2 separate regions of the Homo sapiens genome follow, and region 1 is linked to region 2. A link is an interaction called in ENCODE POLR2A ChIA-PET data of the cell type or tissue named here. Cell type or tissue: A673. All regions are shown on one strand. Each heading gives the region's core, and the rest is flanking DNA. Links, peaks and the distances in the headings are about the cores only.

Evidence for each region. Peaks named below come from ENCODE experiments on the same cell type or tissue, not always from the same donor. Only the 100,000 strongest peaks of a DNase experiment are listed, where the experiment ranks them.
Region 1: POLR2A ChIA-PET joins it to region 2 with 8 read pairs; 3 of 35 experiments call an interaction of 5 or more read pairs at or near these places.

Annotation. Positions count from the first base shown.
Region 1 is chr1:32,691,961-32,697,336 of GRCh38, reverse strand. SYNC (syncoilin, intermediate filament protein) reads left to right here. Exons shown (of 5, transcript NM_030786.3): 2 at 1,293-2,472. Among named protein-coding and RNA genes, the nearest start is that of SYNC, 8.1 kb to the left of the region's middle. RefSeq lists an enhancer at 1,916-2,654. In A673, for the core only: no CTCF peak of the experiment used is centred there; no DNase peak of the experiment used is centred there.
Region 2 is chr1:33,022,932-33,028,307 of GRCh38, reverse strand. AK2 (adenylate kinase 2) reads left to right here. Exons shown (of 6, transcript NM_001625.4): 2 at 3,741-3,866. Among named protein-coding and RNA genes, the nearest start is that of AK2, 11 kb to the left of the region's middle. In A673, for the core only: no CTCF peak of the experiment used is centred there; a DNase peak (open chromatin) is centred at 2,357.

The sequences.
Region 1 (5,376 bases), core at 281-5,280, 330 kb after region 2:
AGTGAGTATCTGGGATTACAGGCATGCACCACCACGCCCGGCTAATTTTGTATTTTTAGTAGAGATGGGGTTTCTCCATGTTGGTCAGGCTGGTCTTGAACTCCCGACCTCAGGTGATCCGCCTGATTCGGCCTCCCAAAGTGCTGAGATTACAGGTGTGAGCCACCACGCCTGGCCGACCATGGTTCTCTTTAAGTGTTTAGATAACTTACACAGAAAAGAAGGTAGAAATATCTGATCCTAGAAGGAAGAATCAGGTAAATCCAGTGGCTAAAAGTTACCAGGAATTGCTGGGCATGGTGGCTCAATGCCTGTAATCCCAACACTTTGGGAGGCTGAAGAGGGCGGATCACTTGAGGTCAGGAGTTTGAGACCAGCCTGGCCAACATGGTAAAACCCCATCTCTACTAAAAATACAAAAATCAGCTGAGTGTGATGGCACGTGTCTGTAGTCCCACCTACCTGGGAGGTGGAGGCTGAAATGGCACCACTGCACTCCAGCCTGGGTGACAGAGCAAGACTCCATCTCAAAGAAAAAAAAAAGTTATAAGGAAGGTTTTACCTCAACATTATAATTTTATTAGAACTGGGCTGGGCGCAGTGGCTCATGCCTATAATCCCAGCACTTTGGGAGGCCGAGGCGGGCAGATCATGAGGTCAGGAGTTTGAGAACAGCCTGACTAACATGGTGAAACCCCATCTCCACTAAAAATACAAAAATTAGCCGGGCGTGGTGGTATGTGTGCCTATAATCCCAGCTGCTCAGGAGGCTGAGGCAGGAGAATCACTTGAACCTGGGAGGTGGAGGCTGCAGTGAGCCAAGATCGCACCACTGCATTCCAGCCTGGCAACAGAGCAAGACTCCGTCTCAAAAAAAAAAGGCGTGGTGGTGCTACTTGGGAGGCTGAGGCAAGAGAATCGCATGAACTGGGGGACAGAGGTTGCAGTGAGCCGACATCACGCTATTGCACTCCAGCCTCGGCAATACAGCGGGACTCCATCTCAAAAAAAAAAAATTATTATAATTGTGGAACAAACAGTGGTGCCTCAGGTATGTCGAGTCCTTGGAGCTGCATAAGCAGAGACCATATGGTGATGTCGCTGGGATGCTGGCAGGGGATCTACACCGTGGTTGGGTGTGTGGAGGGGTGGATTGACAGAGTGGAGGGAGCAGACGAATGGCTGCTGACATCTAAGAACCTGAGGTAGTCTAGGCCCATGGCTGCTGGCTCCAGAATTGCACCATCCTGGGATTGTGGCTGCCCTTTCACTTTCAATCATTTCTTTTGCAGGAAAACAAGAGTAGAGGCCAATTCTCCTCTTCCAAAGAACTCTGGATCCCTAAATGAGGCAGAAGCCTTGAACCCAGAAGTTACTCTATCTTCAGAGGGGTCCTTAAACCTCGAAGACATTCTCTACCTGGAGGACACAGGTGACCTTGATGAGACACTCTATGTGCAAGAGACTGAGAAGGCAGAGGAGGCCCTGTATATTGAGGAGGCCATGCAGCCAGATGAGGCTCTGCATGTGGAGGAGCCTGGGAATCCAGAGGAGACAGTGTGTGTGGAGGAAACCACGGAGCCAGATCGGATACAGTTTGTGGAGGGGCCCGTGGAGCCAGGAAAGCCCACAAGCCCAGAGCACGTTGTTTATGAGGGAGAGACAGTCACAAGGGCGGAGAAATCTAACCCTGAGGAGAGCCTCAGAGCCGAGCAGAGCCCCAGCATGGAGGAGAACCTGAGCATAGAGGACCTGGAATTGCTAGAGGGGCGTTTCCAGCAGTGTGTCCAAGCTGTGGCCCAGCTGGAAGAGGAGAGGGATCAGCTCATCCATGAGCTTGTATTGCTCCGGGAACCAGCCCTGCAGGAGGTACAGCAAGTCCATCAAGACATCCTGGCTGCCTACAAGCTCCATGCCCAAGCAGAGCTGGAGAGAGATGGCCTAAGGGAGGAGATCCGGCTGGTCAAGCAGAAGCTTTTCAAAGTGACAAAGGAATGTGTGGCCTACCAATACCAGCTGGAGTGCCGCCAGCAGGACGTGGCTCAGTTTGCCGATTTCCGGGAAGTGCTGACTACAAGGGCAACCCAGCTCTCAGAGGAACTGGCCCAGCTCCGGGATGCCTATCAGAAGCAGAAGGAGCAGCTGCGGCAACAACTAGAAGCCCCTCCAAGCCAGAGGGATGGGCACTTTCTCCAGGAAAGCCGGCGACTCTCTGCCCAGTTTGAAAATCTCATGGCAGAGAGCCGCCAGGACCTGGAGGAGGAGTATGAGCCTCAGTTCCTGCGGCTCCTAGAGAGGAAAGAAGCTGGGACCAAAGCTCTGCAGAGAACCCAGGCTGAGATCCAGGAAATGAAGGAGGCTCTGAGACCCCTGCAAGCAGAGGCCCGGCAGCTCCGCCTGCAAAACAGGAACCTGGAGGACCAGATCGCACTTGTGAGGCAAAAACGAGATGAAGAGGTGCAGCAGTACAGGGTAGGCCCATTGGGCATGAAAAGAACTGAGGTCTTTTAACCTGGGGAAAGAGTGGCCAGAGTCCAAGGTCTTTGGGGCTGAAAGATAGTGTCACATGTAGGAAGAAAAATTTGTTCTTTGGGGCCACGCAATTTTTTCTCCATTCTTCATTCATTCAGGCCCATGCTAGGGACTAGAAGTTATCTGCACTGTTTTTTGTTTTTTTTTTTTTGAGATGGAGTCTCGCTCTGTCGCCCAGGCTAGAGTGCAGTGGTGCGATCTCAGCTCACTACAAGCTCTGCCTCCTGGGTTCATGCCATTCTCCTGCCTCAGCCTTCTGAGTAGCTGGGACTACAGGTGCTCACCACCATGCCCGGCTATTTTTTTGTATTTTTAGTAGAGTCGGGGTTTCACTGTTGTTAACCAGGATGGTCTGGATCTCCTGACCTCGTGATCCGCCTGCCTTGGCCTCCCAAAGTGCTGGGATTACAGGTGTGAGCCACCGCGCCCGGCCTGCACTCTGTTTTTTTTGCGACAGGGTCTTGCTGTCACTTAGGCTGGTGCAGTGGCATGATCACAGCTAACTGCAGCCTCGACCTCTCAGGTTCAAGCGATCCTCCCACCTCAGCCTCTTGAGTAGCTGGGACCACAACTGTGCACCAACATGCCCAGCTAATTTTTTCTTTTTTGAGACAGGTGCAATCTTGAGGGCTCACTGCACCTCAAACCTCTTGGGCTCAAGCGATCCTCCTGCCTTAGCCCCCAAGCAGCTGGGACTACAAGTGTGTGCCACCATACCTGGCTAATTTTTTGTAGAGACAGGGTTTCACCACGTGGCCCAGGCTGGATTTGAACTCCTGAGCTCAAGCTATCCGCCTGCCTTGGCCTCCCAAAGAGCTAGGATTATAGGTGTGAGCCACCGCAGCCGGCCAATTTTTGTATTTTTTGTAGACAGGGTTTTGCCATGTTGCCCAGGCTGGTCTTGAAATCCTGGGCTCAAGTACTTTTAATGGCAAAAGCTGCAATTAATTTTGCACCAACCTTAATAGAATCCTCTCATCTTCACTTTCCTTTTATGTGCATTTGTCCCCATCTCTCTTGCATTCAAGTTATTTCTGATTAAGTGTGAGCCAGTTCTAATCCCTTTTTAGAACAGAGTGGGATATAAATACTAAGTGAATAAACAATTACGTAGTCCCTCCTAGACTGTGAACTTTCAGAAGGTAGGGAATACATTTTACTTATTGTTGTATTACTCTCTGCTACTCAAGGCTCAGAGCACATGTGCTGCTGGGCACTAATGAGAAGACTGTAGTGTGGTGCTCTAAGCAGTACTTTAATCTTTTGAAACACTGATTCCTTTGGATAAACTTAGAAATCTATGTCTTCCCAGAGATTGTGATATGCCCTTAAGGGAACAAGTTTCCCTGTTGAAATGGCTGCATTCACTTCACTGAAGATTTTGTCAAGCTTTCTGTAGTTTGTATTATGAAAACACTCTGTCTGGGAGCGGTGGCTCACGCCTGTAATCCCAGCACTTTGGTTGGGAGGCTGAGGTGGGTGGATCACAAGGTCAGTAGTTTGAGACAAGTATAGCCAATATGGTGAAACCCCGTCTCTACTAAAAAGACAAAAATTAGGGGGGCATGGTGGCACATGCCTGTAGTCCCAGCTACTTGGGAGGCTGAGGCAGGAGAATCGCTTGAACCCGGGAGGCGGAGGTTGCAGTGAGCTGAGATTGCACCACTGCACTCTAGCCTGGGTGACAGAGTGAGACTCCATCTCAAAAACAAACAAAAACAAACAAACAAAAAAAAAACACTGTGGTTTTTGGGGTCATAATACTGAATGTTTTTTATTTTTATCTTTATTTATTTATTTTTGAGACAGAGTCTTGCTCTTTCACCCAGGCTGGAGTGCACTGAACCAATCTCGGCTCACTGCAAACTCCACCTCCCGGGTTCAAGCAATTCTCATTTCAGCCTCCTGAGTTGCTGGGACTACAGGTGCCCGCCACTGCACCCAGCTAATTTTTTGTATTTTAGTAGAGATGGGGTTTCACCATGTTGCCCAGGGTGGTCTCAAACTCCTGAGCTTAGGCAGTCCACCCGCCTCAGCCTCCCAGTTATTTTTACAGAGTCTCGCTCTGTCACACAGGCTGGAGTGCAGTGGAGTGCAGTGGCATGATCTCAGCTCACTGCAACCTCTGCCTCCTGGGTTCAAGCAATCCTCCTGCCTCAGTCTCCCAAGTTGCTGGGATTGCAGACCTGTGCCACCATGCCCAGCTAATTTGGGTATTTTAGTAGAGATGGGGTTTCACCATGTTGGTCAGGCTGGTCTCGAACACCTGACCTCAGGTGATCCACCGGCCTCAGCCTCCCAGTGTTGGGATTACAGGCGTAAGCCACCACACCCAGAAGTAATACTGAATGTTTTTAAACTCTTCATATTCCCCTTACCCTATTTTTTAAAAAATTGGTTCACAGTCTAGTGAAAAGTCATTTATTTAGCATCAATACTATCCTTAACAGCCAATACTCAGACAGACATTACATTAATAGTTGTATCTCAGAGAAGAAAGTAATAGGTGATTTATGAGAGGTGCAGGTAAAAGGGCTGTGGGATAGATGATGATGATGATGATGATTATTATTTTTTGAGACGGAGTCTGTCACTCTTGCCCAGGCTGGAGTGCAGTGGCGCTCAGCTCACTGCAAGCTCTGCCTCCCGGGTTCGCGCCATTGTCCTGCCTCAGCCTCCCGAGTAGCTGGGATTGCAGGCGCCCGCCACCGCACCAGGCTAATTTTTTGCATTTTTAATAGAGACGGGGTTTCACCGTGTTAGCCAGGATGGTCTCCATCTCCTGATCTTGTGATCCGCCCGCCTCGCCTCTCAAAGTGCTGGGATTACAGGCATGAGCCACTG
Region 2 (5,376 bases), core at 141-5,140:
GGTCTTGAACTCCCGACCTCAGATGATCCGCCTGCTTCGGCCTCCTAGAGTGCTGGGATTACAGGCGTGAGCCACCGCGCCCAGCCGGAATCTGCATTTTAACAGCATTCCTCCAGTGATTTAGAGTCTGTGAATGGCTGCTCTAAAGCATAAGTTTGAAGTGTGAGGGGACTATAATAAAGTTATTTCATTAGGTTTCTGCAGCCTGTAAATAAAGACTAATGCAAAGAAGAAAGACCATGGAAGGAAGCCTTTTATTTATTGAATGCCTGCTGCGTGTCTGATGTTTTTGGTACTTTATTTCATTTATCCTCATAAGAACCCTGTGAAGTAGTCATTATCCCCATTAAACTGATGAGGAAACTGACACTCTGAGAAGTTAAGTACTTAGCCCAAGATCACACGGCTACTGAGTGCCTTAGCTAGGAATCAAGTGTAAATCTGTCTGACTTCAAAACCCATGCGTGCTCTTTACAGCCTACCACATTGACTCCCAGGCAGCCAGCAGGAAATGAAGGAATTCGTTTTCTTTTTTTCTTTTTCTTTTTTTTTTTTTTTTTGAGACAAGAGTCTTGCTCTGTCACCCAGGCTGGAGTACAGTGGCGCGATCTCCGCTCACTGCAACCTCCACCTCACGGGTTCAAGCAGTTCTCTGCCACAGCCTCCTGAGTAGCTGGGATTACAAGCACCCACCACCACGCCTGGCTAATTTTTGTATTTTTAGTAGAGACGGGGTTTCACCATCTTGGCCAGGCTGGTCTTGAAGTCTTGAACTCCTGACCTCGTGATCCACCCGCCTTAGCCTCCCAAAGTTCTGGGATTACAGGCGTGAGCCACCATACCCAGCCAGGAATTAGTTTTCTTCCCTATTGGTGTGTGTTCTTTCATCTAGCTGTAGAATCCAATCACCTGGAACAGTGCATAAGAGTCCTGCAGTTTGGGAGTGATAAAAATAGAACAGGTTCTGTGCTAACAGCTCTTCTCTGTGGTGTTTTGGTCAGCCTTTCCACTTGAGCAAGCCTGACCTCCAAATTGTTTACCCAGGTTAATTTCAACAGCAATGAGAAAGATTGGCAGAAAGCACTCTCTAGATGTACGGCCACAGTGCCAGCCTGGTTTTTCATTGTCAGGGCTCCTGACATTCACTGATTTTGCAAAGTACAGAATTTTGGTTTTTTGGGTTTGTTTGTTTGTTTGAGACGTAGTCTTGCTTCTTCGCCCGGGCTGGATCTCGGCTCGCCGCAACTTCCACCTTCTGGGTTCAAGCAATTCTCCTGCCTCAGCCTCCCAAGTAGCTGGGATTACAGGCACGTGCCAGCACGCCCAGCTAATTTTTGTATTCTTAGTAGAGATGGGGTTTCACCATGTTGGCCAGGCTAGTCTCGAACTCCTGACTTCCGGTGATCCACCCGCCTCGGCCTCCCAAAGTGCTGGGATTACAGGTGTGAGCCACTGCGCCCAACCCAGAGTACAGAGTTTTTTTTTGTTGCTGTTTTTTTGTGAGATGGAGTCTTGCTCTGTCTCCAGGCTGGAGTGCAATGGCGCAGTCTCAGCTCACTGCAACCTCCAACTCCTGGGTTCAAGCGATTCCCCTGCCTCAGCCTCCTGAGTAGCTGGGACTACAGGCATGCGCCACCATGCCCGGCTAATTTTTTTATATTTTAGTAGAGACGGGGTTTCACCATGTTGGCCAGGATGGTCTCAATCTCCTGACCTTGTGATCCACCCGCCTTGGCCTCCCAAAGTGCTGGGATTACAGGCGTGAGCCACTGCACCCGGCCAAGTACAGTTTTTAATGCCTTCTCACTAGATTCCATTTTGCTATGAAGTCATTTCTTTGCTTTAACTGAATTGGTCCATGAATCACAAACCAGCCCTATCTATGTACCTTTTATTGTGTGCACCTAAGCATGCACCTAAGAAAACTCCCAATTACATAAAAATTAGCCAGGCACGTGGCTTGTGCCTGCAATCCCAGCTACTGGGAGGCTGAGGCAGGAGAATCACCTGAGCCCAGGGAGTTCGTGGCTGCAGTGAGCCGTGATCGTGCCACTGCACTCCAGCCTGGGTGATAGAGTGAGACTCTGTCTCAAAAAAAAAGAAAGAAAGAAAGAAAAGAAAACTCCCAGTGAACTGATTTGTTGGAATCGGGATCTAAACCTGCTTAGTTTATAAAACAATTGAACGGAAAAAGCTAAAATTGAGCTCCTTGAACTGATTATATTCCTTGTAAATTCTGCATTCTTTTTTTCCCACTGCAAAGCCAGTGTTGAGCTGTCTAGGGTCTCTTCCTGTTCTAATTCTGCATTCTCATGTATAATTCACCAAATATAAGCTCTTTAAGTACATAGTCTATGCCTTTTATTCATCTGTTTCCCAGGCTCCCGACAGGGTTCTTGGGAAAGGCATTAGTAAATGTTTTCTTTTTGTATGAATGAATATAGGATTAGGACAGGGGTTATGGTAACAGCCAGTGCCCACTGAGCGCTTACTATATGCCAGGGCCTGCATATACTGAATTCTGTATAATCTTCTCATCAACCCAGTGATACAGATACTATTACCATCTCCATTTTACTTAGAGGAAATTTGAAACCTAGAAAGGTGAAGTGACATCTTAAGTCAATTTTACATAATGGTTAGTGGACCTGGAGTCTGCAAACCAGCAGTTTAACTCTCAAGCCTGTGCTCTTGACCAAAACACTATAATGCCTCCTAAAACTAGTATGTAAGTGCTTATTATTTGCCAAGTGCTCTTTGTATATATCTCAGCTAATCCTCACAGCTACCTTCTGAGATGGAGCCTTTTTTGCCTTCATTTTAAACAGATAAGGAAACTGAAAAGTGAGGTGGCCACCATAGTACAGCTACTTAGTGACAGGGAAGGAGGAAAACCCAGTTCTGCCTGGGGGCAAACTGCTCCTAGTTGCCTCCCTGACCCAGTAGCTGTAGTACATGACAATTGTACATTCATCCCTTTGGCAAATGTTTATTCAGCACATGTTATGTGCCAGGTGTTGTACCAAGTGCATTATATACATGATCTCATTTAAACCTCACAGCAACCATGTGAAGTGTTGGTACTATTTTTATTCTCTTTTTTTTTTTTTTTTTTTTTTGAGACGAAGTCTCACTGTCACCCAGGCTGGAGCTGGAGTGCTGTGGTGCAATCTCAGCTCACTGCAGCCTCTGCCTACCAGATTCAAATAATTCTCCTACCTCAGCCTCCTGAGTAGCTGCAATTCCAGGCAAGCGCCACCACACCCAGCTAATTTTTGTATTTTTAGTAGAGACGGGGTTTCCCCATGTTGGTCAGGCTGGTCTCGAACTTCTGACCTCGTGATCCGCCCACCTCAGCCTCCCAAAGTGCTGGGGTTATAGGCGTGAGCCACCATGCCCAGCAAGTCTTCCCATTTATAATGGGGAAACTGAAACTTATGTGTCACTAGTGTGTTGAGTGGAAATAGTGATAATTAATATTTATGACTCCTTCCTGTGTGCTAGTTGTACTGTTTTAAGTGCTTTACATATATTATTTCATGTAATTCTTACCATAACCCTATAATCAGTATATGTTAGAATGTAATATAAGGTACTTTTATCCCCATTACAGGTAAGGAAGTAGGCATTTGCCCATGTTTACATAGCCAGTAAGTGGCAGGGCCAGGTTCACACCTAGGCAGTCTGACTCCACAGCCTGTAATGTAATTGAATCTTGGTTTTTGTCTTCCTCTCTGTAGGCACCCAGATTGGCTGAAAACTTCTGTGTCTGCCATTTAGCTACTGGGGACATGCTGAGGGCCATGGTGGCTTCTGGCTCAGAGCTAGGAAAAAAGCTGAAGGCAACTATGGATGCTGGGAAACTGGTAGGTTTGGTGGTACCAATGAGTGTTGATATTCCTCAGAATCTAGATCTGCACTGTCCAATATGGTAGCCACCAGCCACAGGTGGCTATTTAGATTAATTTAATTAATGTAAAAATCAGTTCCTCAGTTGCACTAGCCATATTTCAAGTATTTACCAGCCAACGCTGATACAGAACTTTCCATCATCAAACAAAATTCTGTTGAACAACCATGTGCTAGAGGGTGTTTTAACAAACTGGCAGATTATAGGAAATTTTTTTTCTTTTTTTTTTGACAAAGTCTCGCTCTGTCGCCCAGGCTGGAGTGCAGTGGCGCAGTCTTGGCTCACTGCAACCTCCACCTCCTGGGTTCAAGCGATTCTTGTACCTCAGCCTCCCGAGTAGCTAGGATTACAGGCACCTGCCACCATGCCTGGCTAATTTTTATGTTTTTAGTAGAGATGGGGTTTCACCATGTTGGCCAGGCTGGTCTCAAACTCCTGACCTCAGGTGATCCACCCTCCTTGGCCTCCCAAAGTGCTGGGATTACAGGCGTGAGCCACCGCACTTGGCCTTGTAAGACTTTTTAGAGTGCAAGTTATTTTGTTTGTTCTGAATTTATGGCACTCATTCATAGTATTCTTGAAGTTTTTCTGTGCTGGTGTGTTTTGTTATATACCTAAATTTTAGAGCCAGAAATGAAACTGCTGTCCCTAGGCCAGAACTCAGAGATGTATTCAAGAGAGGATTTAGGAAGTCACAGAAGTGTTTTTTAACCTGCTTTATGGCTCTGTGTGCTGTTTCTGTAACAAAGCAATTACTTCGCAGTTGTGACAAAGGTAATCCTTCTTATCTGGGGACGATAATTGCATTTTCTCTCTTTTTTTTTGTTCTGAGACCCAGGCTGGTGTGCAGTGGTGCAATCATGGCTTACTACAGCCTCGACCTCCTGGGCTCAAGTGATCCTCCCACTTCGGCCTGATGAGTAGCTAGGGTTACAGGCACACACCTCCATGCCCTGCTACTTTTGTTGTTGTTGTTGTTGTTGTTGTTGTTGTTGTAGAGATGGAGTCTCACTGTGTTGCCCACACTGGTTTTGAACTGAGCTAAACCCAGGAGCAGTCCTCCTGCCCCAGCCTCTCTAAGTGCTGGGATTACAGGTGTGAGCTGCCATGCCCAGCCACATTTTCTCCTTCTTTAGGCCAGTTGACCTGATTGGACAAATACAATCTATTATTTTCTGGCACTAATCAAAGATTGCTAGATTAATTATAACTGAGTTATTCTGGAACTTGGCCTCTGAGAATCACCTTCAGAAGTCATTTTGTGCTTGGTCTTCTGGTCTTTTTTTATCTTAGAATGTTGGTTGGGGAAGGAGCTGGACTTTGCTTTAATCCTCAAGTTACCTTCTGTTAGGCTTTGAGATTCTGTAGCTGTATCAAATGATACCTCTGCCTGCCCATTTCTATCTAGTTTTCCCTTCATGTAATTGAATCTCTGAGTCAAACCAGAAAGCTAGATATTTTGGACT